Regions from separate parts of the Mus musculus genome. Here regions 1 and 2 are each linked to region 3. The links are chromatin loops, found by intact Hi-C in ENCODE. Cell type or tissue: heart. All regions are shown on one strand. Each heading gives the region's core, and the rest is flanking DNA. Links, peaks and the distances in the headings are about the cores only. Region 1 overlaps Fbxo34 (F-box protein 34). Region 2 holds the start of Fbxo34 (F-box protein 34). Region 3 holds the start of Dlgap5 (DLG associated protein 5).

What was found. Peaks named below come from ENCODE experiments on the same cell type or tissue, not always from the same donor. Only the 100,000 strongest peaks of a DNase experiment are listed, where the experiment ranks them.
Region 1: a loop joins it to region 3, with 2.8 times the contacts of the local background. A loop is called at or near these places in 5 of 42 quality-filtered maps.
Region 2: it touches region 3 in a loop (4-fold over the local background); 5 of 42 quality-filtered maps call a loop at or near these places.

What each region holds. Positions count from the first base shown.
Region 1 is chr14:47,524,558-47,534,874 of GRCm38, reverse strand. It overlaps Fbxo34 (F-box protein 34), which reads right to left. Exons shown (of 3, transcript NM_001146086.1): 2 at 8,561-8,670; 3 at 2,913-5,700. The coding sequence starts at 5,690. The coding sequence ends at 3,603. Among named protein-coding and RNA genes, the nearest start is that of Gm35166, 22 kb to the right of the region's middle. In heart, for the core only: a CTCF peak has its summit at 5,644 (motif pointing right); a DNase peak (open chromatin) is centred at 5,644; H3K27ac peaks cover 798 bases.
Region 2 is chr14:47,465,177-47,475,697 of GRCm38, reverse strand. Fbxo34 (F-box protein 34) reads right to left here and starts at 3,137. Exons shown (of 3, transcript NM_001146086.1): 1 at 2,981-3,137. In heart, for the core only: no CTCF peak of the experiment used is centred there; DNase peaks (open chromatin) are centred at 2,647 and 3,147; H3K4me3 peaks cover 2,384 bases; H3K27ac peaks cover 1,491 bases.
Region 3 is chr14:47,413,346-47,424,025 of GRCm38, reverse strand. Dlgap5 (DLG associated protein 5) reads left to right here and starts at 5,619. Exons shown (of 19, transcript NM_144553.2): 1 at 5,619-5,917; 2 at 7,455-7,690; 3 at 10,187-10,380. The coding sequence starts at 7,456. It also overlaps the pseudogene Gm8353. In heart, for the core only: a CTCF peak has its summit at 6,127 (motif pointing left); a DNase peak (open chromatin) is centred at 5,735; H3K4me3 peaks cover 1,874 bases; H3K27ac peaks cover 1,856 bases.

The sequences.
Region 1 (10,317 bases), core at 2,318-10,317, 110 kb before region 3:
TAGAGGGATTGCTGATTAAACATGGGATGTAATCATGTCATGGAGTGTATACTGTGAGGCACTGAAGGTAAGTGCTCAAACTAGCTACCCCGGGAGTCCAGGGAACCCCACACACAGATACAAAGGGGCACGTGGAGGAGCCTGGCCAACACAGCAGAGGGGTGGGACTGGTTCCCAGTGGATGTTGCAGTGGGGCCATCAGTGCATAGGGTGAGCAGACACATCGGCAAGCACGTTACATTTAGGGGTTTTGTTAAGAGGCTTTCACTATATGCCTCAAAGAGGCGACCCTGCTGGAATTACAAGTCATATACAATGCACATGCCCTTGGTTCCTTTCCAAGCTGGTAGCAAGAGTCCAACCATCATCTCAGGAATGGGATGGGGACCCAGTTCCCAGTTTCTATGAAGGATGGAGTTGCAATGAGTGGTGGGGTAAACACTGAGGTGGAGCAGCGCCTCCTGTGAGAGCAGAGTGGGTGTTTTCTTTGGCTGGGGTGGGGTTTGAACCTTTGGCAATGCAGGACGGGAACACCGTGGCATGACATGAGAGTGGGCCGGTCGCCTGGGGGCTTCTGGCATGGTTAGTGGTTAGCACTGGCTGCTCCTCCAGGGCTGGGGTTCAGTTTCCAGCACCTACAGGACAGCTAAGAACTGCCTGTAACTCTGACTTTAGGGGACATACTGCCCCTTTGGCCTCCACAGAACTGCATGCATGTGGTATACAGACATCCACACACACAAGCTCTTAAAACCAAAAACCAAAGGGTGGATTATTTCTACATCCAACACTAGGGGGCCACAGAGTCTCAAAAGCAGCATTACATTCTGGTAGTCTGAGTTCAGCGTGGGGGTGGGGTGGGGCGGGGTTGGGGGTGGGGGCTGGTGTCAAGCCTCTGTTGAGCACTGGGAAGCTTGTCCTGCCACAGTTAATGCAGGCCGTCTGTTTCTGAGGTAAGGCCAAGTGCACTGGGGGCATCCTATGCCCTGTTGTCAGCCCAGCTTCTCACACAGCTGCAGAGCACGTGATAACCAGGTCAGCAATGCTGACTCATGAAAACCCAGAGTTGTTTGTCTTGTGTACCCACGTGGGAGAGCCACAGGCAGCAAAGGTTGAACACACAGTGCATGAGGAACGTCACACCCTTGGTTGTCCTGTGTGTTATCGCCTTATCCCAGTTATGAGTCACAACAAACTTAGAGGACATTCAGATTGCCAGCTTGGCACAAGCCAACAGCAGATGTGTTGAAGATGAGCTGTTCTCAGCCTCTTGCGTTGTGTCAGACCAAGTTTGCGTCTCCAGGCTAGCATAGCATGGTCCACTTGTCAGGGTGGCCTCGCTGGCATGGGGTCACTGCAGTCTCAGCCTGCTCTCAGCCGTTACTGTGAAGGATAAAAGAAAAACCCAAACCAGAGATATGGCTCAGCAGTTAAGAGCCACAGACCCAAGTTTGGCATTCAACACTCATAACTGCTTGTAATTCCAGAAGTAGGGAATCTGACACCTTCTTCTGGCTTACAAGGACAAATGCACGCACTAGTATACAGACACACAATCTTAAAAATTCAAACTAGATTCCAGTTCGGAAGCCACTGGCCTCATGACCCTCTGCTTAACATAGGCCAAGCTGGCTCTACCTAAATACCATCCTCCACTCTGCTCCCTGCCGGTCCTGGCCAAATGTGTACCCTCCTCCAAGGCAACCACTGCCCTTCCCCATCAGTCGTCCACATTTGTCGTCCATCCTCCCTGCCAGCAACTTAGGCCGATAACAGGGTTTTTTTCTGTGTTTTTGGATTTTGTTTTCAAAGCTCCAGCTTTCTGTCTTCAAGCCTGAAGACTCCCAGTGGCTTCTAAGTGACTGGTGGACAGCTGTGGGAACTCTTTAATAGTACTTTATAGGGAATACAGCAGGCACTGCACAAAACTCAAAATGTTAAAAGCCGATAAGATTTTAAACTTACATTTAAGGAAAGATGATTTTGTAATATAAAAAGTTAACCTCCCTTCTTCTAAACCCTGTTTTGGGGTGCATTTGACATGTCTCCTCTTGTAGCCCAGGCATGCCTCAAACTCAGCAATTCTTTTGCCTTGTCCTCAGAGCTCTGGGATCACAGACATGAGTCACCACAAATGGCTTGAACACAAACAAGACTTTAACAGAAGGGCCCTAAGAAGGGAGCTGGAGAGGTGACTGCAGTTAAGAGCACTGCTGTTCTTCAGAGGACTCGGGCTTAATTCCCAGCAACCACATGAGGACTTACAAACCTGCTCAGACTCCCAGGGGAGCTGATGCCCTCTTCTGGCCTCTGTTGGTGCAGGTAACCATGTGATGCAGACATAAATGCAGGCAAAATACCCACACACATCAAAGGTTTGTTTTTGTTTGGTTTTTTGTTGTTGTTTTTCGAGACAGGGTTTCTCTGTGTAGCCCTGGCTGTCCTGGAACTCACTCTGTAGACCAGGCTGGCCTCGAACTCAGAAATCCGCCTGCCTCTGCCTCCCCAGTGCTGGGATTAAAGGCGTGCGCCACCACGCCCGCTCAAGTTGTTGTTTTTAATTACAACTTAATGCATAAGAACTTAATGCATAAGGATCTGGACCAGATGACGTAGGCAGGAATCTGGTCCAGTTCATAGCACGGCTCACAACTGCCTGCCACTTGACCACCACAGTGGTGGCTCTGCCACCTTAGTGTGCGCACACTCAAGAGCAAGCACACGCACGTGCACGAAATCCATCTTTGGGCTGTAATGGCTCAGCAGTAGAGAACTTGTTGCTCTGCACAACACACAGATCACTTCCCAGCACAGCTTCAGGGGGTCCAACACCCTTGGCTGGTCTCCTCCAACACTGCCTGAATTTACATGAACATTCATAAAGTTAGTAAAATCTTATTTTAAGACCAGACCTCATTTAAAACGTTTATTTTTTTATTGAAGTTTTTTTAAAAAATTTTTAACCAGACAAAAGGATGCACAACATTTTAATCTATTATATGATATTGTCTTATTCTGTGGTGATTATGTTTAGTCAGCTGTTCATAATATACAATACTGAATTTTAATCACGTTATTTACAGAGGGGCCAAAGCACTCATCTACAGGTAAAGGCGCTCGGGTTTAATGTGCACGTTCACAGCCCTGTGCAAGCACAACCATTATACACACTGTAAACAGCACAGGGCATGTCGGTCTGCAGTCACCACTCTCACGGGAACGAGCATACAGGCCTAGGGTAAGGTGCCTGGTTTTCTTTCTGAGGCATAATTCTCAACCGTGTGCTTCCCTCCTCACTCACTCCAAGTGCAGAGCCAGTGTTGGACCACCTCAGGATCCCCTTGTGGAGACTGCCTGGTGACCTCTGAATGTCCTTGATGGAGGAAAACAGGCAAGAGTTCTTCACAGCTGGATAGGTTTAATGTGAGGCACCACCATACAAAACCATGGAACTAAATTCTTGTACAGCTGAGAAACAGTTTAAAATGCCTGAGCAATGGCAGTCAGAGCTGAGCAGAGATCAGGAAGGGCCGGGGGAGCTCGCAGCCCTGGAGGTTGGCCCAAGTGTTTCACGGTCCTCTTGCCTCCCTGTCCCATGGACTTCAGTACTCCTCTTCCGTCTCACTCCCTCTCGTCTTCTTATGGATTGCCCGGTTAAAGCTATGGCAGGCAGGTAACCAGTGATTGTCATGAAGGCCTAACTTACAGCCAGGAAAGCCCTTCTGAGACTGGTGGCAGCACATCCAGTAGCCAGGCCCATATGGCAAAGCCTGGCAATAGGGTTTGGGGTGCCACCGGCACAGGGACACATCCCCTTTCACATACTTTTTCTTGCACTGCTTGCAAGGGTCTTCCCTATAGCGTGGGTCTCGAACCCACCGAGAATCTGCTGGCCTGATGTTGTAGTATTCAATGATGGACTTGAAGTAGCGACAGGTACATTTAAGAATGGCTAAACTCAGGGTAGGGAGTAACCTGAAGATTTTCACTATGATGTGGTGGGGCAGGCATGCCATGTACTGCTGAGGCTCCAGAAGCTGCTGGATCTTAAACCTGGTCTCCAGAAAGTCCTGTGACACCTGCTTCTTGCACGTGGCTGCCTCAAGCACCTGCGAGGTGCTCCCTCCCGGAGAGGCTGCTGGGAGGAGCGGCTCCACAGAGGCATCTTTCTCCTCACCTGCACTGCTGCCCTCAGCAGCATCTTGAGGCTGACTGGCCTCTGAGGCCTCTGGTGCTGGGTGTTCCCTCAGCTGGGGGTGCGCTTGCTGGTCCTGTCCAGATGACAGAAAGAAGAGCATCCCGGGAAGAGGCTCCTCAAGGGAGTCTAAAGCCGCCGGCCGGTCTTTCTCTACCGTGCACACAGTGATGCTGATGCACAGCGGGTCCTGCCTCTGCTCAGGACTGTGCTTTGTGACTGTTACAAGCTCTCTTCTTATGCGACGGACAGCATCTGTAGGCAATTCATCAAATTCCTCCACCATTTCTACGTCATCCCGGCTGCAGCTCTTCATAGCTGTTTGCTGACCCGGCTCTAGATCTGTGCTGTCCATGTGGAAGCTCACAGTGGCTGGCAATGAGGGACAGCTTTGAGAAGTGCCATCCCAGGCCTGCTCCCCTACAGAATGATGCTCAGTTACGGAGGGTTCTTCACCCACAGATACCGGCTGCAAGGGATTCTCCTGAGGGTCGGCTGTGTCTGCAGAGCCCTCTTCACTTTTGTCGCTGGCCTGAGAACCATTAGTGAGCAACACCCTGCCTACATTTCGACGGAAACTGTTATTGCGTGACAAGCTCCCGGGTTCCCGCTGGCCCTGGTGCTTCAGGCACTCAGACTCCAACCTGGCTACCATGTCAAGGACACGGACTGGCTCACCCTGGGATCTGCCAGTCTCGGGATTTTCTTGTTCCTTGGGTTCTTCACAAGTTTCCGGAGCAGAGAAGGGCTCAGGTGCAGGCGGTATACCTCGGGACTGGCCAGAAATCTTCACAATGGCAGGCGAATTTGTGCAGTTTTTTGTGCAGCTAGCTAGCAGAGCAGTGGCCTTCTGCTCAAGGAAGGCAACCATCTGTATCACCGACAGAGGCCTCGCAGCACAGACACCGTCCCCGCTGTCACTCATGTAGTGCACAGAACAGTGCTCCACGCCACACACAAACGGCTCAGACTGGTAGCACTGGCTGTTGATCTCTCTCATCATTTCTAGCTGTAACTTGGCTTTCTTAAGATCTCCTGATTTTTTCCTTCTTTTAGTGGCTCTCCCATCGATATCCCAGGAACTTTTAATTTTCATAGAGCCTATCCTATTGCTATACTGGTGGGCTGCAAAGAATGCAATTTTCTCCTTCGTGTTCCCAGGTTTGACAATAGCCCAGGTCCCAGGCAGCCCCTCCTCACTCTGGTGCACGGCTGCAGACAGCACGTTCTTTTTGGCTTTAACATTCAAGCTGTTCTCCACAGGGCTCTTCCCACTCATACTGCACAGAACATTTGGAGAAAGGATCCCAAAAGGTTTTCTAGACGATGCTTTGACAAGGGAGGCTGAAGGAAGGACGGTGGGTTTCATGTAGCTGGCTCTGGCCTTCACATCACCGTTGGCCTTTCCGTGGCTCATAGGCGTTCTCAGGGTGTCCCTGCTGACCTCAAGAGGGCGCTCTTTCTTCTGGAGTTTCCAGTACAGCTTAAGGTGCATAACAGATGCCCTGGAACAGGAGAGAAGAGAGCTGACTTAGGTATCCTACTGTTTCTAGCAAGAGAAGTCTATTTTCTCAACTTCTAACATCTCTACCAAAAGTCGCATTCTGGCTCATTTCTAATACACAAATCACGGAGAACAGAAGCAAACTAAGCACTTTCTGTGGAACTAACAGCCACAAAATCAGCTGATTTTGAATGATACATTATAGAAAGGGCTATTAATGTAAATTAATCCTTTAAAGTTCGTTTTCCTGACACTGCTTTTTCTAAAATCACACCTTGGCACAGAAGCAGGAAATATTAACTCCTCTATATTGCCTAGGCTGTTCATTCTGTCTGGTTTTTAGGAGATAGGGTTTCATGTAGGCGAGGCTGGCCTTGACTCTCTGCTCCTTCTACCTCCACAGTCCTGAGATTACAGGCGGCGCTGGGAGTTGAACCCAGGACTCTCTAGATGCTAAGCAAGTGCTCTACCAGCTCTAGCAGCAGCATCCTCTCCTGCATAACTAGTTCTGACTACCTAACCCATGCTAGTTTTACATTTGTGACCCTCCTGCCTCAGCTTTCCTCAGTGCATACCATGCCTGGCCCTAGTAGACTGTTTTGTTTCGTGGGTTTAAGTATGTCTGTCTCAGTATGGAATCCTGACTGGCCTGAAACTCACGCCAGACCTGCTGCCTCCCTACTGTTGAGATTGACGGTACAGCAGTGACTCAGGCCTTACTAGATTTTTTATCTTTATCTTCCAGTTCCTCACAGCTAGCACTTTATTGGTTGCATATAAAAATAACTATTATTTCCTCAACCATTCCCATAGTGTTGGCTGTTTTGCTGTTTATAACTTGTCTGTCATGTGTTTTAATTTCTAAACAACCCATTCATCTGAACTATATACGTCCTTACTGACTTTTTGGCTAGGACCAAGCATCAAATCTTGACTACCAAACCTTCTATAGCATCTTAAAGAAAACACAGAGGCCCATATGCCTTATTCTTAAAAAGTCTGAACTAATTCAGACAAACAAAACAACAAAACCCTGGTGCCTTTTTTCCTTCTTTCCTGGTGGGGTGAGGAAGGGAGGCATTTCAGCGTGAGGTGACAGACAGAGGATTACTTGCCTTGGCCTGGCCTGGCCTCTGCTCTCACTGATTAGATTAGCTAGAGAGGGTGGATACAACCTGGGCAAGGCACCTCTACTCCATCTGAGTGGAAATGTTAACGGAAGGGTTGACACCCTAGATATAGTCCAGGGATCCATACCCTTGCTAAAAAGCACCCTAGGACTGAAGAGTGTGTTTTCCAGGGATGGTCACTCTCCTGTAAAGTAATCCTACCAATGCAATAAAGATCTGCAGTCACACATTTGTGGGAGTGAGGCCACCATATTTTCAGAGCTATGCATGGAGAGATCCACTCTAGCTGAGATTATTGTGCAAGACATGCATCCTATGGGGCAACTACGTATAATCCTTCCCGCGGGCTCACAGCCTTTACCTGCCTTCAGGCATCAGTGCTGACTGGGGAGAGCCCATGTACTGTACCTTCCATCTTAACTCTAGGGTTCTCTAGCCCAGGCTCAGCTGTTTTCTAACTCTGCAAATGGAAGCTCTGCATTTACGGTACGTAAAGTGCCTTTTAGAGATTTGTGTATACATTTATTTTTATATAAGCACGGGTCCAAGCTGTGCAGCTCCTACGGAGAAGTCAGAGAACTCGTGCAGGAACCGGCTCTCCCCTTCCCATGTCAAGTCCAGGGGTCAGCTCAGGCCCCAGGCATGACACTGGCAGGCCCCACCTCTCCCTCCTGGAGTAGATCTTAAGATCATTGTGATTGGTCCCTGAAACCTCAGAACCTAAGGGTGGTAGAGAGCGGCCCCTTTTCTGCACCATAACAGTTTAATAGCTTTCTACCATTTTTGATAATTTAGTCTTCCTCAAAAACAAGATGCTACATAAAGAAGAGTTATACTGAGTGCTGTCGCTCTGAGCCAACTCTGTGCTGGGTTTTCATGGGGAAATGTAAGTGAAATGAAAGCAATGGAAGTGGGGGACATAATAAACTATCACAGAATGCTCTCCTTGCAGAGTGAGTGCCTGTGAGTGAATGTACAGCTGCTATGCATTGCACAATGTTTTCTTTGCCTCTGCACCCCCACAGTATTTTAGGTGCTGTGTGTTATGCTGGCTAGGCTTATGTCAGCTTGACACAAACTATAGTCATCTGAGAGGAGGGAATCTCACCTGAGAAAATGCCTCCATAAGATCAGGCTTGTGTGCACGCAAGCCTGTGGGGCATTTTCATTGTTATCAGTGGGGGAGGCCACAAACCACTGTGGGTGGGGCCATCCCTGGGTGGTGGTCCTGGGTTCTATAAGTCTTCCCAAAAGAACTACCCAGAATTCCTCAAAAACAAGATGCTACATAAAGAAGAGTTATACTGAGTGCTGTCGCTCTGAGCCAACTCTGTGCTGGGTTTTCATGGGAAATGTAAGTGAAATGAAAGCAGGCCACAGGAGCAAGCCAGTAAGTGGTTCCCTTCCATGGCCTCTGCATCAGCCCCTGCCTCCATGTTCCTGTCCTGCCTTCCTTTGATGATGGAAGTCAGGACATGCATTTGGTTACAGGGTTTCATCCCAGTAATAGTAACCATAACTAGAACAGGTCTGTTAAAAACAAACATTAATAATAATTAATTCAAATTAAAGAAATATTTGAGAACAAATTAGTATAATCAGGGAAGGTTTTTGTTTGCACATAATCTGTAAAACCTGCTCCACTGACAGTAACTGAATGAGCAGCTTTAGCGAGATACACTAGAGCTATCCCACTGGAGGGAAAGAGGAGTGAAGGTGTCCAGGACCCACCTGACTGCTGGGGAGGGAGGCCTAGGAAGCCTGTGTTTGTGTTGCTGCTGACTCAAGACTGGGAGGAGTGGTGGCAATTTCCCCCTTCCCTTGGTGGGCACTCAGCAGTTCTGAAACAAAAAATAGGTCTGGTAAGACTTAAGACTACAAAAATCTTAGTTTGGGTTTAGCTCCGTGGTTAATTAAGGATATAATGTAGGATACCAGTGCATCTGTTACCAAAAAAAAAAAAAAAACACAAAAACAGATGGCAGCATTTTGCCTACCCCATCCCACGCTAGGAACAAGCACAGTAGAAAGTCCCATCCAGGTTTCTGTGGCTGCCATCTTTCATCGAGTTATCTGAATCTTGCAAGCACTCCATCACTGAGCTACATTCCCAGTCCTCAAAATCCTATTATGAAAGGCCGCTGTAATTAGGCAGTCATGATGGCACATGCCTGCCGTAATCCCAGCACCTTATGTAGACACTGAGGCAGGGGGACGAGGACTGAGAGGCTGTGAGGACAGTGTCAGAGGCGGACACCCTCCCTCAGCTATAGTGATTTTGAGACCAGCTTGGGCTACATGACCCTGCTTTTAACAAAGTCTGAGTATAACAATACTCGAGCCCTCCTCCTCCGTTTATGTAAGTATGTATGTACTTACATACATAAGTATGTAGGTACTTACATAAAACGTAAACCTATACAGCACCTACATATCAGCTTCTCGGGCTCTCAGAAAAGTCCTTAGACATTAAGCTGTCTGGAATGATTCAGCAGTTTTCCCGGGATCAGGCCCAGATTCTGTTTTAAACCTTATTTATTCTAAGGGTAGCAGGAGCTTTGGGAACCGTGTGTCTGTTGCATCCAGCAAAGGGAACGGGGGGGGGGGGGGGCTTTGGCTTTAGGCTGGGGAGGTCATCGGGAGTGAGGCAGAACTTTGTAACAGGAAGACAAGGAAACAGTCTGTGCTGAAGCACCTAGCCTAACCTGGTTAAAACAAAACAAGAGACGTATCTCCTCGTCTTTCTCCTTGAAGCTTTTTATTGCCCAAGATCCAACCTTGGCTGCTCAGACTCTTTCTTTCCTGGCTCTCAGACAGTAGAGGCCGTCAAGAATCATTCTCTTTACAGACCATGATTCCTTTCAGGTGATGTCTACATGACTATTCCTGGCTCTGATTAGCTCGCACACATGGTGACTCTCCATCCTGCCATTCCTGTGGTACTCTCTTACCTTCAGAGCCTACTGTGTGGTAGACCAGCTCACCTGGATGTGTCAGTAAGAGCCTCAAAACCCAACACTACCAGTTGATGACAACCTCAGGTACCCACACTAACAAACTAGAAATGAAGTCACTTAGATAACTCCTCCCTGTCCCTGTAGTCACTAAACTATGCCCTTCTCTGCATCGCTGGCACAGCTGCTAGGTGAGCAACCGCCTCATCTCAGTTGCACTGGACGGCCACAGGAAGGGCAGAGTCAGTCTGTCGGCTGGAAATCCTGCTTTGTCCCGCTTCTCACTTTAGAAGCTTGTTCATGGAACTGTCAGGAGGGGACCAGAGAGATGGAAGCTAATCACATCGTAAATTAAGCAACGAGGTCCATAAAACTGAACAGCTTCAGAATCGGTCATATACCCTACAACTGACTGTTTCCTTCTAACTACTTAGTATTACTAATCTGTCAGGACTGGAAACTTACACAACTGTAAGACACAGTGACTGCTACAAAGCAGCAGAAAACGAAACAATCACTACAGACCATGACAGG
Region 2 (10,521 bases), core at 1-8,000, 53 kb before region 3:
GTAGATGAGATACCCTAGAAAATGAAAGCTCGTGGGGTACAAACAGAAACATGTCTTCTCACAGATTACAACTCAGAAGCCCTCAGAGGGTCAGAAACACAGTCTGGATCTGGGACAGGGAGAGCCGCCAGCAAAGGTGAGAAGCCAGAGACAGGCAAGAAACACAGGGAAGGGAAGAAATGAAGTCAGCCAAACCTGTGACGACGGACAGGACAAGATTTCCCCAAGAGTCTGCTTTTCATGTGACTCTCTCCTCCAATCGGGTCATGACGGGAGGCTGGAGAGATGGTTCCGGGGCTCAAACCACTGGCTGCTCTTCAGTTCTCAGCGCCCACATGGCAGCTCACAATCATCTCTGTAACCAGTTCTAGGGTTTCCAACATTCTATTCCAACCTCAGCAGCCACCACACATGGCACATACATGGCCATACATGGTACACATGCACACAACAGGAAAAACTGGAAAACTAAATAAGTTTTTAAAATTCTCATTAAATTCTGGTCCTAACATCCTTTCTATTAATACCTTATGGCATAACTTCCAGTCTTTTTAAAGCCAAATCCTTTATCTGATGACTAGAGTAAACAAGCTTTTTGAGGCTGGGAAACTATAATCAATACACTAGCAGAGAGGGCCCACTCTTCATAGACAGCTCCTTATCTATTCACACCTGGTCTTCCCAGGGTCCTGCAAAAATACCTTCACCCCTTTCTCGCAACAGCCCCACAGCTCTTAACCAACTGCAGCAACAACTCAAAAATCTAAAGTGCAGACTTTCATCTCAATGGGTATGAATGAGAATCAAAGGTGAGCTTCACCAGGAAGCAAACTGCCATCTCAACCTCAGCCTGTGAAACCAAACAGCTCAAGTGCTTCCAAAGCACACTGGTGAGTCAGGCCCAAGTCCCGGGGGAGTAGGACACGCACTGACAAATAAGCCGCTCCTTAGAACTGTCACCTAGCACAGAATCTCCCACACGCATGTTAAACCTTACAGTTCCCCAGTCTCTCTGACTTCAGAGTCTGCTTTCCAGACAAACTATGCTGCACTGCGGACTGGGCTCCTACAGAACCAAGCAGTAGCCACTCCCGTGGCTTTTCTGGACACAGGCCACGCTACAAATCTCTTCAACCTGGACTTGTTAGCCAAAGGCTCTACAGGTCTTAGAGGTAAGCCCCATCCCTAAAACTCTCCATCATGGCCCACTTCTTGGGGACGGGGTGGGGCCTGTTTGGACTCCAAAGCTCTCCAGAGCAACATACTTTGAAATATAGGTGAATACTGAATGTCTTCACAGACTGTGCTAGTGTTCGTGGTTTTGCTCTCTCCTCCTCCTCCACCCCCCCCACACACCGAGTCTCTCTGAAGGAGACTGAGCCACACAGATCTAGACAAAGTTTAAGATCTCTAGAGAGGTGGCCACTGTGACTTAGATCACACCTGGGTTACTTAGACACTAGAATGTGAGGACCTTCAGAGCCTTTAAGTCATCCAGGTTCCTTGCCGGGCAGGGCAGCTGTAAAGCTCTGACGTGCCTTAGGGATTACTGTCCTGATGAACAGCACCTGGTACCACCGACCTACACTAATCTCCTGATCCAAAGTTCACCTGGCTGCTCCCGGCATGCGCTAGCCATCTCTCTTCTCATTGACAGCATGGCCAGCCTACTGTGTTCCACTCTTCCCCTCCATCCCTCTTAGTATGAAGTGTCCTATGTAACTGCTTCTGGGCCCTCGTGTCACTACGGGCAGTCAAGAGATGTGTGCTTGACCGCCAGTGCGCCAGTGCTTCTATGCAGGTCTACTATCTTTTCAAAGCCTGAGAAAAATCAACATTCACAAAATCACCTGCTAAAATTTATCATTTCACATTCGGAAGCACTACTGACAAAATGTAAGTCGCCTGACCCCAAAGGTAGTCCTCAGATGTGTTATATTACGTTACAGCCTAGTCTTGGGGTGGGGGTGGGCTGCAAAGCAGAGGCTTATTGCTGAGCTATAATCACAGAAAAAAACAAATGTCCCTGATAAAACGGGGGAGGGGGGGGCAAGAAACACCAGGATAAATTACATCATCGGGGGATTATTATTTAAGAAAAATGTTGGATTGATTCAAGCTCCCCTTCTTTGCAAGACAAAGTTCATTCAAGATCTGCTTGCCTTGGTCATTCGCTAACAAGCAGATCACTGGCAAAAAAAAAAAAAAAAAAGATAAAGCCAACTAAATTATCAGCCCTCCAGTTGGTTCAGCCCCCGCGCACCCTTTCCCAGCAACTGCTACATCAAACCATCAAACTGAGTTTAGCTTCCTGAAGGCACAGTGAACACCCTAATACCCCTTCCACGCCCAACCCCCAAGATCCCTCATATCTAAACCGAATGTCCTTAAACTGTACTACTACCGATGCTCTCCGAAATGAAGTTTAAGCACCTGACAATTATTACATCCAAACTGTACGAAGCCGAGATCCCAAGATTTTGGTTCAAATCTGCTAGGACCGAACTTCCTTTTTCTCCCCGCGGGTCCTCCCAGCCCTTCCGCGCGCCAAGGTCGCCACTCGGGGCCTGCAGTGACATCACGGTCTGTCTCGGTAGAGCCCTGACATCACCCGCACGCCGAGCCTCGGCACTGTGACCTCACCACCGCAGGCTCGCACGCCAGGGCCCCCCGGGGAGGGTGGAGGAGACGCGCCGCTCACCTGCACGGGGACACCCGGAGCCCCGCGCCCCGCACGCAGCCCACCCGCGGCGGCCTAGCTTGGGTCGCCGGACTCCGGGCCCAGGGAGCAGCCGGGCGCACGACCTCGGGGCCAGGCCGCGAGGACGGCTCTCTGGAGGACGCTGCGGCGGCGGCACCCCGAGCACGGCGAGCCGCGGTCCCCGCCCCCAACGTTCGGCCCTGCCGCGGGGAGCAGCGGGAGCCGCCACGGTGTCCACCTGCCCCGCGCCCCGCAGCCCCGCGCCCTCGCCCGGCCCACCTGTGCTTCTGCCGGGCCAGGGCCTGGCCCGGGGCTGCGGCAGCCCGATGCGGCGGCGGCAGGCCTGACTCGCTCCCCGACACTGAGGCGGACCAGGAGCTCAGCGCTGAGCGGCGGAGCCCAACGCTCGCCCCGAAACCCATTTGTTGGCTAAACCGGCGTGACATCACGCGCCGGCCCAATCGACGGTTGCCCGGGGGCGGGGCCGCAAAGCCTGCGTGCGCCAGCGCCCCCTGCGGGCGGCCGCGAGCGCTGTGGGGAGAGATGGGAGCTGCCAGGACAAGCGCCTACAAGCCTGGTGTGGCGGGAGATTGGGGAGTTTGAGTGTCACTGCACAACAAGGACCCTAACCCTAGAGCACAGTTAGAGTGACAAGTTCATTAACACTCCCAGGTGCTCCAGAAGCCTTAATACGTTTGACCCTGTTAGATATCCAACATGTCTGGGTTCTAATCTTGGTTCTACCACTAGCGTATGGTTCTATTTCAATTTTTATTTTTATTTATTTTATTTTATTTATTTATTTATTTATTTATTTATTTAGGAGACAGAGTTTCTCTGTATAGCCCTGGCTGTCCTGGAACTCACTTTGTAGACCAAGCTGGTCTCGAACTCAGAAATCCGCCTGCCTCTGCCTCCCGAGCGCTGGGATTAAAGGCGTGTGCCACCACACCCGGCTCATCTATTTCAAATTTTTAAAATGAGCTATTTAGCAAGCCCATGGCCCTGGGTTTGATCCTGATGTCCTACACACTGGGCATGTTGCTTCATATCTGTAATCCCAGAGTTTGGGAGGTGATGTCAGGTGCGCCACAGGTTCATGGTCACCCTCAATGGCAAAGCAAATTTGGGATCAGCGGGAGCAGGGCGCGGGTCCTCTCTGTTAAGAACACTGGCTGCTCTTCCAGGGGAATTCAATTCCCAGCACACCACAAGGTGGTTCGAAACTTGTCTGTAACTGCAGCCTCATGGAATCAGACGTCTTTTTCTGGCCTCCACAAACACTGCATGCACGGAGACAAAACACTATACACATAAAAAAAATTTTTACAAAAGAATATATTTTCCATAAAATTATGGCAGAAGTACCTACCAGAAAGTACATAAACTTTAAAGTTAAACTGCTAATCTACAAGAGCCTTGTAAACTTATCAGTGAAAGAAAAAAAAAAAAAAACAACAACAACAAGAAGACTCAGCACTTAAGAGCACTAGCTGCTCTTCTAAAGTACCCAGGTTCAATTCTCAGCACTCTCGTGGTGGCTCACAATTATCTGTTACTTCAGTCCCAGGGGATCCAAGACACACATCTGGTGCACACATGTGCAGGCAAAATAGCTATACACACAAAATTTTTTAAACAGCCTCACATCAGAAAATAAAAAACCTCTTGTGAAACGTGTGTGTGAAGTCTTAAAGAATCAAAATGTAGAAATAGGACCAGTGAGATGCTGCAGCAGATGAAGGTACTGACACTAAACCTGACACCCTGAGTTCAATCCCTACGACCCACCTGGTAGGATGAAAAGATGTCCTCTACATGTGGGCCGGAGTATGTGAATACCACCCATACAGACACACACACACACACACACACACACACCACACACACATACACATACACACACACACACAAATACACACACACATACACACATACATACACACACACACACACATACATACACACACACACACACACACACACACACATGCGTGGGCTGGAGTATGTGAAAAACCCTCCATACACACACACACACACAAATTTGCAATTTTAAAATATAAAACTAAGCCAAGCATGGTAGTACACATTTGTAATCCCTGAATTTGGAAGGCTGAGACAAGAGGTTGTGGCAGTTCAAAGCCACTCTGGGCTACTTAGCATGTACCGGGTTTCCTGGGCTGTATCCCTTTCTCATTTCCATGATCAAAATACTTAACAAAAGCATCTTAAGAAATTAAGGACTTATCTTGTAGCGCTGGAGAGATGGCTCAGTGGTTAAGAGCACTGGCTGCTCTCACAGAGGACCTGGGTTTGGTTCCCAGCACTCACATGACCTCTCACAACCTGCTGTAACTACAGCTTCAGGGGCTCTGACACCTTCTGGCCTCCAAAGGCACCAGGCAGATATGACGCACAGACATAGATGCAGGCAAAGCACTCATAAAATATAAAGTTAGTAAATGGAGATATTTTCATTAAGGGGGGGTATGTTGCTCACAATTTGAAGCAGAGAAGGCATGAACAGGCATGAACATGGCAGCTGGCATCCACAGCCAGGAAGCAGACAGGAAGGAGAGGTAGATGATGGTTCTCAGCACCTTTCTGACGGAGCCACCAACGTTTGGGATGAGCAGCACAATGCTTTGAATATACCTGTGTGTGTGTGTGTGTGTGTGTGTGTGTGTGTGTGTGTGTGTGTGCGTGTGTAGGCTCCAGGGATGGAACACTTAGGTCATAAGACTTCTGCAAGAGTTTTACCCACTTAGCCATCTCCCTAGATACAGTATCAAATTCTTAAAAGAAAAACAAAGCCCTGGCTTTTTAAACCACAGCACAGATACGGCACTAGAGCCCAGGGAACCAGAAAGAACTTTTGATAACACGCTACTGATGTGTAAGCCATTGTTGTCTCAGAACAACAGTGTCTGTGCTAGTCTTCAAAGTGCCAGTCCTTTAACACACGGAACTCCCAGAAGCAGCACAGAAAGGTGGGGCGGTGCTTGGGAACACCAATGGAGATGTTCAAGCGGAGGACTGCCATGAGTTCCAGGTCATTCTGAACTAGTCAGTGAAACCGGCTCCCAAAAACCACAAACCAAGTCAAGCAACTAGACTATATGTAAATGTAATATGTAAACATAAATGCAACAAATGTTGCATCTTAACAAACTGCAAGGCTAAGGCATGTGTGCCTGTGCTGGCATTCAGAAAACAAAGGCTCAATTGCCGCAAGTTCAAGGCCAGCCTGGGCTACAGAGCAAGACAGGTTTTAAGTGTGAATAGAGATAGTTCAACTTGGAAAAGGTTAAAAAAAAATGGCTTCATTGATTTCTGCTGTACACTTAAACTTGGCTAGGTAAGCAATTTTGTCCATTAATATATTTAAGGGCAGGGTCTCATTTACCCCTGGCTGGCCTTGAACTCACTAGGGGCTGAGCACAATGCCACATCTGTAACCACAGGACTCTAGGCTGACGCAAATGGATCTTGCATTCCAGGCCATTCTGAGCTGCAGTGAGAAACCTGTCTCAGCACACAGACAGGGAGATAGAGAAAGGGGATTGGTCATTGAAGGCCACAGTCTTAAAATAAAACCAAAAAAAGTATGAGAATGGCATGACTGAAGATCGCTGCTTAAGCCTAGGATTCTGGTTAAAAATCAAACACGAAGGAACAGAATTGGAAAGCGCTGTATCCTGTTATCAGGATCCACCCTAATGCAGATTTTGAGGATAGGAAAAGTCTCTGTTCTACTTCTTGCATGGAATTCTGTAGCTGAAGGAGGCATGGAGACACAGCTAAAGCCGCAAGTCAAGACCTCCCTAGCCATCCTACCAAGTCTCCTGAAAGTATGTTCTTTCATAAAACTATAGAGTTCACAACAGGAATTCCACTCATGATGTATCATTTCCTGTAGCTTGATGGGGAACTGAGTTTTACTCATATGTAACTAACCAAGTTCCGATGCTTAGGAACTACTTGGTAAGCAAAGGTTGAGGGGGGTGCTTTTAAAGTTTTTCTTCTGTAAGATTAACCATGAGATTGTACTAAGAAGTAGTTAGCCCCTGCAGTCACGAGAGGCAGGCATAGTTGAGAAATAGATGGAGAGATGAGAGACATCTTTTAGATCCCCAAAATCATCCTGAGACATCCTACATGACCTCAGCCAGTGAAGTCAGATGGGAGAATCTATGAAGACTTTGACCCTGAGGTCTGAAGTCGATCGAGTAGAAACCCAGAAGTGGGGACTTCTTACAGCAAAAGGCTCAGGAGTTGCACCCAGAAAACCAGGATAACAACACTGCCTCAAGAATTAGAAAAAAATTCATAAAAGGGGAATGCAACCTGGTGTATCCTGATGATTATTAGAAAACACAGGGCTGGTGAGATGGCTCAGTGGCTAAGAACACCCGACTGCTCTTCCAAAGGTCCGGAGTTCAAATCCCAGCAACCACATGGTGGCTCGCAACCATCTGTAACAAGATCTGACGCCCTCTTCTGGAGTATGTGAAGACAGCTACAGTGTACTTACATATAATTAATAAATAAATAAATCTTTTAAAAAAAAAGAAAACACAAAGAATTAAAGCTACCTTCATCCCAAGGACAAAAAAAAAATCAGGTTTAAGGTAGCAATTCATGTAAATAATTACCACCACCACCATTATCATCATCATCACTGTCATCACCACCATCATCAGCACCATCACCATCATCACCACCATCATCACTGTCATCACCACCATCATCACCACCATCACCACCATCATCACTGTCATCACCACCATCATCACCACCATCATCACCATTACCATCACAGTAATCATCATCACTGTCATCACCACCATCAACATCTCTACCACCATCACCATCACCACAGTCATCACCATCATCATCACCACCACCACCACCACCATCATCACCATCACCACATCATCACCATCTCCATTGGTGTTCCCAAGCTCTGTGCTTCTTCAGTCTGCTCTCAGAAGTGTGACCTATCCTTGCCAGACAAACCCCTCCAGTCTTAGCTAAAATGTCTCCCCTCAGAAAGCATCCCCTAACGCTCAATTCCAGCCATTCAGACTGGTCATTTCCTATATAATACACAGTCCCAGATCATAACAGGTGCCCAATACATAGTTGTTAAATTCATTAAACTATTCATACTTTTTTCTCATTAAGAATAGTTGACTCTGGGACATCAGTACTAATCCCCAACAGATGGCTGACAGAAGTCAGAAGAATCGAGAAGTCTTGGCCGTTAGACAGAAGACAGCCAGATTAAAGGCAGATCCTGAGTTACTGCAGAGACACAGGGATGGCAGGAACACCAGAATCTCCTAGAGCTGTTAGAGCATCCTAAAGTAAGGCTGTTGCTTTGATATGAGCTATACCACATTAAATGTCCTCCATCAACCGATCACAAACCCATGTGTTCTAGTCACCGAACAATTAGACAGACTAGCATTAGCTGGGAAACCCCAGGGAACTGATCGGTGCCAGCCTTTCTGGGCTCCAGGGACAGTGGATCTGCAACCACCAGTAAATAATGATTGACCTAAGCCAAGGACTCTCCTTCCACAGAAGACTGATTTCACTTCCAGAAGACATTGGACAATTTTTAGAGACGGAGACCTAGGGGGAGACACTGCAGCTATTCGACAAATGTTCCACATTCTGCATCACACAGCACAGTCCCTGTCACACACAGGGGAACCACCCAAAGTGCTAATAATCCCAAGCTTGAGAAACCCTGCTTTGAGCTGAACAGTGCTGGTCAAACGCCCTGTGAATGACTCCCTCCAGGGAGAGAGACTCAAATCACATCCATCAGTAAAGTCCAAAGAGAAGTTTGTGGACATTGTTGGACAGAGGGTTTGGTTTGGCCTTGTTCAGACAGATCTTGTAGTGTAGCCGGGGCTAGCCTGGTATTATTATATAGCCCAGTCTATCCACAAATTCCCAGCGATCCTTCTGGCTCAGTGTCCTAACAGGCACATAGCGCCGTGCTGAGGTGAAAGAACTTTTCTCACCTTAAAGAAGACTGATAAAGCGCACTGCACGATTTCCTGCTTGGGGAAAGAGGGAGAGGTAAGAAAGAGGGGGAGAGAGGGAAGAGGACGGGGTGGGGGTAGGACGTAAGACATAGACATAGATTCCAGCCCAGCTGTGAGATGCATGTCAGAGGTGGTGATGTCTAGAACAGTGCTTGTCAGGGATCCTGGGACCTCAGCATAGCTAGCAGAAGAAAGGTAACGAGGATGGCAAAGCAGAAAAATGGAGGTCACCTGCATCCTTCGTGGGACCCATGAAGCTCTAATTAACCAACCCTGAGACTTCTTGTCCAATGAGGTAACACATCGTAACACTAAGGGCTTTGTGGCTGAAACATCCTAATGTATACATTGTCTATTTTTATTTTGTTCAATCTGTTGAATAGGAAATAAGATATGGGGAGAAAGACTCTGACCTATTCTTTTGGGAACAAATTTGGTGGCTGCCTAAGAACAGAGTGATTTTTATTTTTGGTGCTCCCAGAACATTATTGAATTAATTATAACAGGGGCTAAGAAAAAAACAGTGCGGAGGAGAACGTTTTCTATTAATGTATAAGGCGGTGTTCTCTAAGTAAACCATCAGGAGCCAGTGTGCTATTTTGAAATCTTTAAAAAGATGATGGCATTCCCTAATGTTTGCAGCTTCACTGGAGGAGCCTTCCGCCTCAGTAGGAGCCCAGGCAGCCTGCCCTCACCCCTAAGTAAGTTCTTGCACACCTAATTAGCAGGCACCTGCCCCAGCAAGGAGAGGCTGTCTGGCTAAAATAACCTAGTTGTGTAGCTTGCTAATATAGTCCAGGGAATGGATTTTACTCAGAATCGAGTTCTTTGAAAAATGCCAGCAACTTCTGGTGCAGTTTCCGAGTTTGCTGACATTTTCTTAGCAGCCATAACGATGCTTTTAATGCCAAGTTTTGCTTGAAAACACTAACAACACTTTTCAAAAGGCTCATACTCTCACACACACTCACACACACACACATACATGCATACATACACACACACAGAGTAAATATGACAAAAATTAAGATGAATTTGTGACAGAGACCTATGCCAAAGGCAGTGCTCAGTGTAAAGAAGCCGTTCTCTCACCATGTTGAATACTGTAAGATGGGAAGCCAGCCTGAGTCAGCACAGCAGTCAATCTAGTCTGTTTTCTTTACTTACCTTGTTGTGGGGCGGGGGAGGGGGGCAGGACAGGAGAGGAGACATTGCCCTTGACCAGCTGACTGGGGAGCTCTAGGAGACACCCACGTCAGTGACTGAAAAACAAGCAAGAATTGCTCTCCAGGCGGCAGGGACCTGTGGTTAAAGAGGGTTTGGAGGTGGAGTCTGGGAGTTGCTGCAGCCAAGCTTCAGTTTGATTTACACAGCACTTACCTGTATCCTGGTGTGGATGTTCTCACCCTGGTCAGTTTCAAGCTCATATGTTGGAGTTGGGAAGGGATGTTCAGAATTACCTCTCAGCAGCTCCTGGGTGCTAGCTCCGGGACACCAGAACTTTTGATGGGGGAAGCTACAACAAAGAGTTAGAAAGTAACAATTACGTCCTTGGGCTTTGCTGCCTCTCTGCAACATCAGATCTCTGACCAGGATAAGGGAAGGACCATTCAGACTAGTGGCCTCCAGTTCAGGTGTCAAGTGGAGCGAGCAGAGAGACTACACCATCAGCTTGACAAACACTAGGATGAGGTCAGCATAAGTGAAGGATCCTTTGCCAGGGGACCCCAACTCTATCGGGGAGCATATTCCACATAA
Region 3 (10,680 bases), core at 1,284-9,283:
AGCCCAGGGGCCACAGTTCAATCCTTGGACAGCACAGCGTGAAGGAAAACTCACACCTGGAAGCTGTCCTCCACCTTCCACGTGTACACCATGGCACGTTTGCAACCAAACACAGAAAGAATGAGCAAGCAAATATACACAAACAGAAAAACTCCTTGCTGTTTAAAACAATTTCGTCATATATATATAACTTGTTAATAACAAAAAATTAATAAAAAAGGAAAGTATTTAGTCAAAAATCAATCCCGTTATTTGAGCCATTTTTATTACTTTTTTTTTTTACATTTTTTTTTTATTACATTTGTAACAGACCCCTAGATCTTTAGAGTCTCCCAGGCCTTAGCACAACTGACTCCATGATGGAAGTACCATTCAGGCTGTAAAACTAGGAAAATAGATAGCACCACCAGCCAAAGGAAAACAAAGACTTAATCCCTTAATCCATCAAAGTTCATAGTTCTGGGAAAGTTGCTAAATGTACTAACCTTGATTTTTGGCTTCTGTAGCTCTGTTTCTGACTAACTGTTCGTGGCAACTGAAGGAAGTCAACCTAGGATCTGTGTTTTGTCCTTAAAAACTCAACCTGAGAAAGGGTCGGTGCTACACTGGGATTAAAGACTTTTTATTGGCTTAAACCATGTCTGAATAGTCTTCTATGGTGGATACCCGACAACACATTTTTAAGAATTTCCCATCTGTGTATGTGTGTGTGTGCCTATGTGGTGTGGAAATATGGGTGTGTGCATGCCGTGGTATACACATGGAAGTCAGAACACTGTAAGGGGCATGGGGGTGTCTGTGCTCACAGACATGCACTAACCTGGAATGTTAGGCACGCTTGGCTGTTCTGTCTTCTTTCTGCCCAGAAGGCTGGAGTGGGTGTACTTTCTAGCCTGCTGACTGTTGGGCAGTGTGTGTGGCTGAAGACTTCTTGGATGGGACCCTCCTCCGGACCCATTGTCATAAACTTGTTTCTCAGTCAATCTGTCTGTACGGAAGGTGTCACATACACTTATAAAGCACTTGGATGCAGCCACGTCTGATCTGTATTCAGCTTGTTTTCTTTCTCAGAGAGATTAGGTGTGCTTTGCTGTGCACATGGGACTGAGCTGACTTCCTAAGAAGTTTTACCAGACTGTGCTGCGTTTAAAGACGCCCTGAAATAAACAACTCTTGAAGTTTAACCAACACCGGCTACCGAGTGGTTTTGACTTGAATGTCATTTTTGCCTCCTGAAGCTTCACCTACTTCTCTTCTGCCCAGGCCAGGCTGTAGGCATCTTTATTAACCAATCAGGGATAGCTTGGGGGTGGGGGCAAGGTTTACACAACAAAAGCTGGCGTAGGTAGGTGGGAATTAGCTCATCTTGGGGTAATCAGACCTTGGGATACAGTACACAGCAGCACCAGACCAACCCCAACAACGTCTGCCTGGCTGGTTCAACTTAGCTGTTCTGGCTCAAACTCCTCTCCAAGCTGACTGATTCAAACTGGCTTCTCTCTTGGCCTCTGACAGTGCCAAGCCTCAGCTGTTCTCCATGACCCCCTTCATGCCTTTAAAATCAATCTCCTTGGGTGACTTACACACTACCAAGTCTGCCGCCATTGCCATGGCTACCTCTAGAACACAGGTTCTCTGTGCTCTCAGAAAACACTTCCCAGACGTCACCTCAGTGATGCTGGCCTCCTCTTAATCACCGCTAATTTCTTAGCTCCAGCTCACCAGCATCAATTGTCCCAGTAACCCCTTCTATTCTTGACTCTAGAGCCAGAGGTGATGTGTTTATAAAAAGATGAAAAGGGGGTGGGGGGGGTGTTCAAGGGAGGTGTGATGAGGTATGGGGGAAGGGGATGTCTCAGCAGGTCCATGCCAAGGCATCCCTTCCCCCTGAGGGACCAGCCACACGATGGTATAGTATAGAATAGAGTTTATTCAGGGCATGGGGAGGGGAGTCAAGAGGGTAATAGAGGCAGAGAAAGGGGAGGGAGGGAGGGAGGGAGGGAGGGAGGGAGGGAGGGAGGGAGAGAGAGAGAGAGAGAGAGAGAGAGAGAGAGAGAGAGAGAGAGAGAAGAGGCCAGCCATGAGCACGTGGAGAGAGGGGGGGAAGGGAAGTAAGGGAAGAGCAAGAGAGAAACAAGACACCAAGAGAGCAAAGAGGGGGCAGGCAGCCCCTTTTATAGTGAGTCAGACATACCTGGCTGTTGCCAGGTAACTGTGGGGCGGGGCTTAGACAGACTGCTAACAAGAGCCACATGGCCAAAGCTGCCAAGTTCTGCTAGCTGGGGCTATAAAATTGCCCCCTTGTTCTATTACATTTTTCTCAAAGATTGAATGCCTCTCTCCTCTCCTGGGATAAAAAGTGTGTCTGTATTCCAATTGGATCACACAGATCTACAAGATCTTTGGATATAATTCTTTGCCAGAGCAGCCATTTTGCTGGACTAAAGTTCCTCTATACAAATATGCTCATTTAGTCATGCAAACATCCCTATGATTCCATGCTAATACAGAGGCTAAGCAGACATCTCATCAAGCTGAGAACTTGGGCAGGACATGCTGCAGGCTCCCACTGGGGAATCTGCTCTGGGAAGGATGCTCTGGGAGCTTTGCTGGCTCTGCCGTGTCAGCCATGAAGTCTTTCCAGGCTGGGAGGAAGGCACTAATGGCGGACCAGAAGGTCAATGAGAGCATAGGCCAGCGGCAAGCATTTGCAGGAGAGCAACCAGGGACTGTATCAGGAGTGGAAGTCTGGAGGTCGCCAAAACCCAAGCCACACATGAGCCAATCTCAAGTCCTCTCGCCCATGGGTATCAATGTAGATGCTGGAAAAGCCACAAGATCCTAGAGACCATTTCTTTTTTTCTTTTTTCTTTTTAAAAGATTTATTTATTATCTGTAAGTACACTGTAGCTGTCTTCAGACACACCAGAAGAGGGCATCCGATCACATTGCAGATGGTTGTGAGCCACCTTGTGGTTGCTGGGATTTGAACTCAGGACCTGGTGGTTTACTAATGTATCAATGCCATCTTGGGGTTGGATCATTACATATTGAGGTCTGCCTTGGGCTTGGCTCCTACCTGACCTGCCATGTGGCTGGTGATAAATTATTTCTCTGACAGTGAAGTGAGCAGATTCACACCAGATTAGGTTATATTAAATGCAGGTTTATTGGTAAGCTGCTCTCAGACGAGTTCACTGGCCTCAAGGACCAGGGAAATCACTCTGAGGAGAGAGAAGGAAGTAGGGGGTGAGAAAGGGTGTGCACAGGCAGAGAGAGGAGAAGAAGAGAGGGAAGGGAGAGGGAGACACAATCTCTGGATTATATAGGGAGGAGCCTCTGGGGGAAAGGCAGCCCAGCCTCTGGGCTGGAATGGTCAGGGTGGGGGGCAGGGTATGCCAGGTAGGGAACTGAGGGATGCTGGGGGAACCCGGAGGCCAGGTCCACCTGACAAGTAAAATATGCACCTCAGCCCCTTGTCCTGGGGTCTGAAACCACACCTCTGGGTCTACTGACACATGGAGCTTGGTCCTGAGGAGGAGCTCAGATCAGAGCTTCCTCTGCCAAGTTCCTATCTTACAGGTATTATATTCCAAGTCACACAGATGGATTTTAAGTTACACAAAATGTTTCCACTTGCGTTCCTAACAGTTTTGTTTTGATTGAGATAGGATCTCACTGTCCCGAACTCTCTGTCTAGCAGGCTGGCGTAGACCACAAACTCCAGACTGATGGGATTAAATTCATATACAGTATAGTCTCCGCATTTTCCTTTTTTTAAGCTTACTTATTGAATGTTTTAAGGTTTATTTTGGTTTTTCGGAGTAACTGCCGAGATGGCCGAAGTGGAGCAGCAGAAGAAGTGGACCTTCTGCAAGTTCACCTACGGTGGCGGTGGCGTGGACCTCGATATGACCTATGAGCAGCTGATGCAGTTGTACAGCACCCGCCAGAGGCGGCGCCTGAACCTTGGCCTGCGGCGGAAGCAGAACTAACTGCTCAAGCCCTTGAGAAAGGCCAAGAAGGAGGCGCCACCTATGGAGAAGCCCGAGGTGGTGAAGACAAACCTGAGGGGACATGATCATCCTGCCCAAAATGGTGGGCAGCATGGTGGGCGTGTACAATGGCAAGACCTTCAACTAGGTGGAGCTCAAACCAGAGATGATAGGCCACTACCTGGGCGAGTTCTCCATCACCTACAAACCTGTGAAGCACGGCCGCCGCCCGGGATCGGTGCCACCCACTCCTCCCGATTCACTCCCCTCAAGTAGCCGAGGCCAATAGAGACTCAGTTTTGGGTCCCTGGGTGGTGGTGGTGGGTTAAGATTTATTTTGTTTTCTGCCTATGAGTGTTTTGCCCACAGAGGTCAGAATGTGATGGATCTTTTAGAACTGGAGTTACAGAGAGTTGTGAGCCACCACGTGGGTGCCTGGGTTTTCTGCCAGGGCAAGAAAGTGCTCTCAACTGCCAAGCAACTCTCCAGCCCCCAGTCTCAGCTATTTTAAAACAACAGTGAAACCCAAACAGGAACCACATTGTCACACACTGTTACTACGTCTTAAGGTGTCTTTTAACACCTTACAAGAACAGGTTTGTTTCCTGCAAACCATGTTTTTCAACCTATGCTGAACTTGTGACCCCATGATGTACGCCCACCCCTTTGCCTTGTTAAGTTCCTGAACACCTGTGATGACTCCCCTTCCACATGCTGTGTTCTTGCATTTATCTACCCCATAGGTAGCCTTGAACCCCGAGTGGCTCACTCTCCCGCTGGCCCAGATGCTAAAGGCACTAAGAGTCAGTTATCTCCAACGGCTCTTTTTTTTTTTTTTTTTTTTTTTTTTTTAGCAACCCTGACCCATTCCCATAAAAAGAACCTCAAAAGCCAGTGAGGGGCTGCTCTCTGAAATCTCCACTTTGGGAGACCGCAGCTGGCTGGCCAGTTTGCTTTAATCAGATATAGCTTGCTTTAATCAGCCACTCGCGAAATTGGTGTTTCTTTCCCCCATCAGATCTAACATAACCATGAATATTATGTCAGTTACCTATCTTCATCTTTCTCTTTGTATGTCCCAGAGGTCTCAGTGCTGCTATAGAGCTGCAGGCAGCTGGTCCTCTTTCCCAAGATGTTGGCAGGGAAAAAGCAAAAGCCAAACTTACAAACTCTTTCCTAATTTATCTTCCCGGTGTCTACTGGATACCGATCAGTCTACAAACACATGGTCAGCACAGCTGTCCTGGCCCAGGCGTTTTTGTTTTCTTGATATCTCATGGGATGTGTGCCTTCGTTTATGTGTCTGTTAGAAATCTCAGTTGATTTCTAAGGCAGACGTTAATTTTGCCTTAGAAAAGAAGGAGAAATGGAATAAATGATCTCGTTTAACTTAAAACCTTTGCCTTTTTTTAGCGTGGATGCTCAGCCCGTAATCCCAGCAGCACTCAGTGACAGGCAGGAGCATCTCGGTGAGTTCGAGGCCAGCCTTGTCTACATAGTGAGTTCCCAGACATAGTGAGACCTTGTCTTAAAAACCAAAACAAACAAACAAACAAACAAACACGTTTAAAAGGAAAGAAGAAAACCGGCCTGAAGAGCCAACAAGTGCGGCCCGCCCCACTGAGTTTATAGTGTGTCGCTGCCACGCCTAGCGGGTTTACCGCCTCCCTCCTCCCCCTCGCCCTCCCGCTCCCAACCCTTTGCCTTCCAAACAATTTAAATGTCGCACAGAACCAACCTATCGCAAGCCTCGTTCGAGGGGAAGGGGCGGGAGCTTCCGGAAGTGTTGGCAAAAGTCCCTCCAATCAGCGGCTGGCAGCGGGAAATTTCAGTTCCGTGAAGGGTCGGTCCGGGAGTTCCTTCTGCGGATCGGTGGAGTTTTCTGTGTTGCGACATTGTTGTGGATCCAGAAACTGCTTCAGGTAAGTGGGATCAAGAGTTCAAGGTCCTCCGTGGCTGCATACCAGCTCGAGAATGGCCTGGGACGAGACTGTCCCGAAAAAATTTAAAAATGGCCTAGGTGAGATGGCTCAACAGTTAGGAAGGAGCACTTGTTTGCAGAGTTAGCTTCCCAGCATCCCACGTAGGGCAGGTCACAAACTCCTTGTAGCTCCAGCGTCAAGAGGTCCGACACCCTCTACTGGACACCAGTATGCATCCACCCCAACACAGAAATAGACATACACATAAACAACAAGAAAAAAAACCTTTGGAAAAAATTGGCATGAAAAATGTAGATTATCCTAAAGCATTGACAGCGTATTAGAGATGAGACTCTACCCGACCTGTATGCTAGTAACCTCCCAAAATAGCCCACAAGTGTCAGTGGATTCTGCTTTTCCTGAAGACGCTGTCATTTCTCTCTAACCTGCTGTAAGTATTAGACGGAGAATCTTAAGATGAGTGCACAGGCAGGGGAGCTGACCTGAGAGGTCCACTTGACCATCACCATGACACAAGCCATTAGAGAAGAAGGACCTCAGTTGAGGAAATGACGACATGAGGTCCAGCTGTAAGGCATTTTCTCAGTTAATGATTAATGGGGAAGGGCCCAGCATCTTGTGGGTGGCAGCCATCCCTGGGCTGCAATCCTTGGTTCTGTAAGAAAGTGAAGCAAGCCAGTAAGAAGGGTCACTCTGTGGCCTCAGCACCAGCTCCTGCCTCCAGGTTCCAGCCTTGCTTGAGTTCCAGTCCTGACTTCCTTTGATGATGAATAGCAAAGTGGAAGTGTGAGCTGAATAAGCCCTTTCCTCCCCAACTTGCTTTTAGGTCATGGTGTTTTGTTGCAGCAATTGACACCCTGTCTAAGACAACCGTGTTAACAAGTTTTGCTTAAACTCTTTCTCTAGTAGTTGTGTTTGACACTTTCTCTCTTTTCCTTTTTTTCTTTTGGTGGGGAGAGGATTAAAACAAGGTTTCACATAGCTCCCACCAGCCTCCTTTGGAGCTGAGACCGACTGACCATGAGCAGGCCCTCTTGTTTTGGTTTTCCGACTGTGGTTGCACAGTATTTATCAGGCCAGCTTTAGCCAGGTGTTAAAGTCACAGGAGTGTGTTCATCACAGTAGGGTGATGCTGCGATGAAGGGTCTAGGTGGGTTTCAGACCTTACTTACTTCCTACTCATAACCCCCAAATAGGCCGTGGTATCTCATCTGTGATGACTTTTCTACTTTCATATCTACTCATATTTTTTCCATTGTGAGTTTTAATATTTTCATTTCAAGGAAGTGCAGAGTGGTGTAGGAGATAGATTGAAGTCTTGATCATTTTTATTAGTTTACTAATTTATCTCTTTGAGAGAATGTTTTACTCTTTAGCCCAGGCTATGCAAAGCTCACATGATTTGCTCGCTTGAGCCTTCTGCCTGCCACAGCCTGACCTGAGATTTTATTTTACTTTTTTTAAATAATAAAATGAAAATCCATTTATGTTGGTGTCTGTTTCTCCTCTTTGGCAGGATGCTGGTGTCACGTTTTGCCAGTCGGTTTCGGAAAGACTCGAGCACTGAGATGGTTAGAACCAACTTGGCTCATAGAAAGTCTCTGTCTCAGAAGGAGAACAGACACAGGGTGTATGAGCGAAACAGACACTTCGGTTTGAAGGACGTCAACATTCCACTGGAAGGGCGAGAGCTTGGTAATATACACGAGACATCGCAAGACCTCTCTCCAGAGAAGGCCAGCTCCAAAACAAGTAAGGAAGGGTCTTTTGTAACTGTAAGTACTTTTGAGACGCAAGGGGTCTGGAGAGATGGCTCAGCAGTTGAGAGTGTTCACTGTTCTTGCAGAGGACCTGGGGTCAGTTCCTAGCATGGTGGTTCGTCTGTAACTCAGGTTTCTGAGGATCCGACTTTGCCGGCTCCTGCATGGGTAAGGTGTGCATACATCCCCTTGGCACACCACATGCAGATAAATAGGAAAAGAGAAACCTGGGAGGGAATTTAAAGGGCTGAACTGATTAAAGGAAATTGTTCTAAATAACTCGCTGAGAACCTTTGAAATACAAAGATTTCACCAGTCGCCGAGAGAAAAGAGATCATTCTTAAACTTTGCCCGAAGTGGTTTGGGGCCACAAGGAAAGAAAGAACTGAGTAAACAGAATAGAATAGTCTCAGGAAAAGATCACAACCGTGAGAATAGTGTCTAGCTGGCCCAAGGAGTTAGAGGGTGGAGCTGAGGAGCGGCTTCCCTCTAACCGGGAGCCTGGGTTGGTTCTCTTTAGTTAGCAAGTATTAGAACTGAATGGCAGTAATACAGGATGACTGTGTTCTTAGGATTTTTTTTTCTTTTTACACTCATTGGAGGGGATGGTGCATGGGAGCACAGGTTCCCCGGTGAGCGTGTGGAGGTCTGGGGACAATTGGAGTGTCGCTCCCTCCACCATTATGTTGGCTCCAGCGATCAAACTCTTGTTGTTAAGATTGCTTAGGGAGCACACTAATCACTGCGCTCTCTTCCTGGCCCTAGATATTTTGTTTTATATTTCTTTTTAGAATCCATGTGGCATGCACACCCAGTGCATTGAACCTGCTTTTGTAACAGGTGGTATCGGGCCGAAAGATTGTAGTCTGTACCACCAAGGCCAGCTTTCTTCCAGATTTATCATTCTAGTGACTATGAAGAAGCGTGAGGGACAAGAACTGGACAGAACAGCTGCAGGGTTTTGTGTCTCCTGACCTGACGTGAATAGTGTGCTAGTCTGTTTGGAGAGGGGAAACCACAGCCTGTCTAGGGAGTTGGCAGGAAAAGGGTCAGGAATCAAAGAGTTCTGAAAGAACGACTGTTTTTTGCTCTGAGCACAGCTAAAATATACAGTCAATATTGTAGAAGACAACAGTAGCTTTAGGGAAGGGATTTTTAAAAATTAAGAGTTCAATTTTGGACGTGTTAAAATTTTACATTTTTTTAATACATTTTCAACCCCCCCTCTCAAATTAGTAAGTCTGCCCCCTTTTTTTTTATCATGTACATATGCATGTATGTATTTGTACGGACAAATATATAAATACAGCCTGCTGCTGGACACATTGAAGTTATGATGCCTATTAGGCGTGTAAGGAGAGATGATAAAGTAATTGAGGGCCAGACATGGTGGCTGATGCCTTTAATTCCAGTCCTCTGGAGGCAGAAGCAAGTTAAAGCCAGTCAGGGCTAGCTAGTAAGATGTTGGCTCAAAAAGGGAGGCATGTGGAGGAATGAATGGGTTCAGAAGAGAGGAAATATCGTCCAGGACATAGTCTTACTTCAGAGGTTGAGCTTGAGTCTAATGAAACCCTGAGATGTGAGTTCTACCCAATAAAAAAACATGGAGGTTAGGAATAAGTGAAAAACTTGAACTAAGTAAAAAACAAGATCCCATTGAGGCCTAAGAACCAAACTAATGCAAGAGCCAATCACAGAAAAGCTTATAAGATGTATGTTGGAGGTGAGGGATTCCCTTCAGAAAGAGAATGAAGTCTGAAGAAAGGCCCAGGGTCTAATGTCTCTTAGTCCAAAGGTCCAAAAGCTTGTGAGGGTCTAAGTCCCAGCTCTGTTTCCAAGAGATACATTTGGGCCCCAGAGGTAAAGCTATGGGGTTGCTCAGATCCTTGCAGCCCCAGTAAGGAAGGCTGTCATGTTGGGCTTTGTGTGTGAGTGACATCGTCCCCAAGAATGGCTTTGTTACTGTTTTATATGCAGGGTGTTAGGGATTGGACTCAGGACCTCACTCATGCCAGGCAACTCAGCAAGCGCCTGACCATTGAACTGTACTCCCAACTCTCAAAAGAACCTTCTGGACTTGGCGATCAGGTCTCAATAGATAGCTCTGTCTGGCCTGGCGTTGCTAATACCAGGTTGGCCAAGAAAACCTGGATTCCTCCTGCTTCAGCCTCTCGAGTGATGGATGGTAGCTATATCTCAAGACACAGAGTTTTTCAAGCTTGTTGCATACAGGAAAAGGCAAACCCGACGACCCTTCGTAAAGTTCTTTGATTTAGCCTAAAGTAACCAATATATCAATATTTCTTAAAAAAATTGAGCGGATGAAGTCATGCATAATATAATTTCAGCATGACTAGAACTCAAAATCACTGTATTAGAGAGCATTTATTAGCAGGTGAGGTTAGACATAGTGTGCCGTTAGAAAGTTGATGTGCTATTTTGTCTGAAATGTTTGATGAGCTGTTGTTTGACACCTTCCTCCCCTTAGGGTCAGTAAAAATGGTCCTGAGTGACCAACGGAAGCAGCTCCTCCAGAAGTACAAGGAAGAAAAACAACTTCAAAAACTGAAAGAACAGCGAGAGAAAGCCAAACGTGGAGTGTTCAAAGTGGGTCTCTATAGACCCGCTGCGCCTGGCTTTCTTGTCACAGACCAGAGGGGTGCGAAAGCTGAGCCAGAAAAGGTCCGTTTATGATTTTAACTTGAAATAGACAAACAATTCTTTTAACTCTGGAACTAAAAAAAAAAAATCGATATTTAACTTATCAGCATACCATAGATTTTTAAGGATTGTACTGGCTAGTTTTGTGTCAACTTGACACAGCTGGAGTTATCACAGAGAAAGGAGCTTCAGGTGAGGAAATGCCTCCATGAGATCCAGCTGTGGGGCATTTTCTCAATTTATGATTAAGCGGGGAAAGGCCCGTTTGTGGGTGGTACCATCCCTGGGCTGGTAGTCTTGGGTTCTATAAGAAAGCAAGCT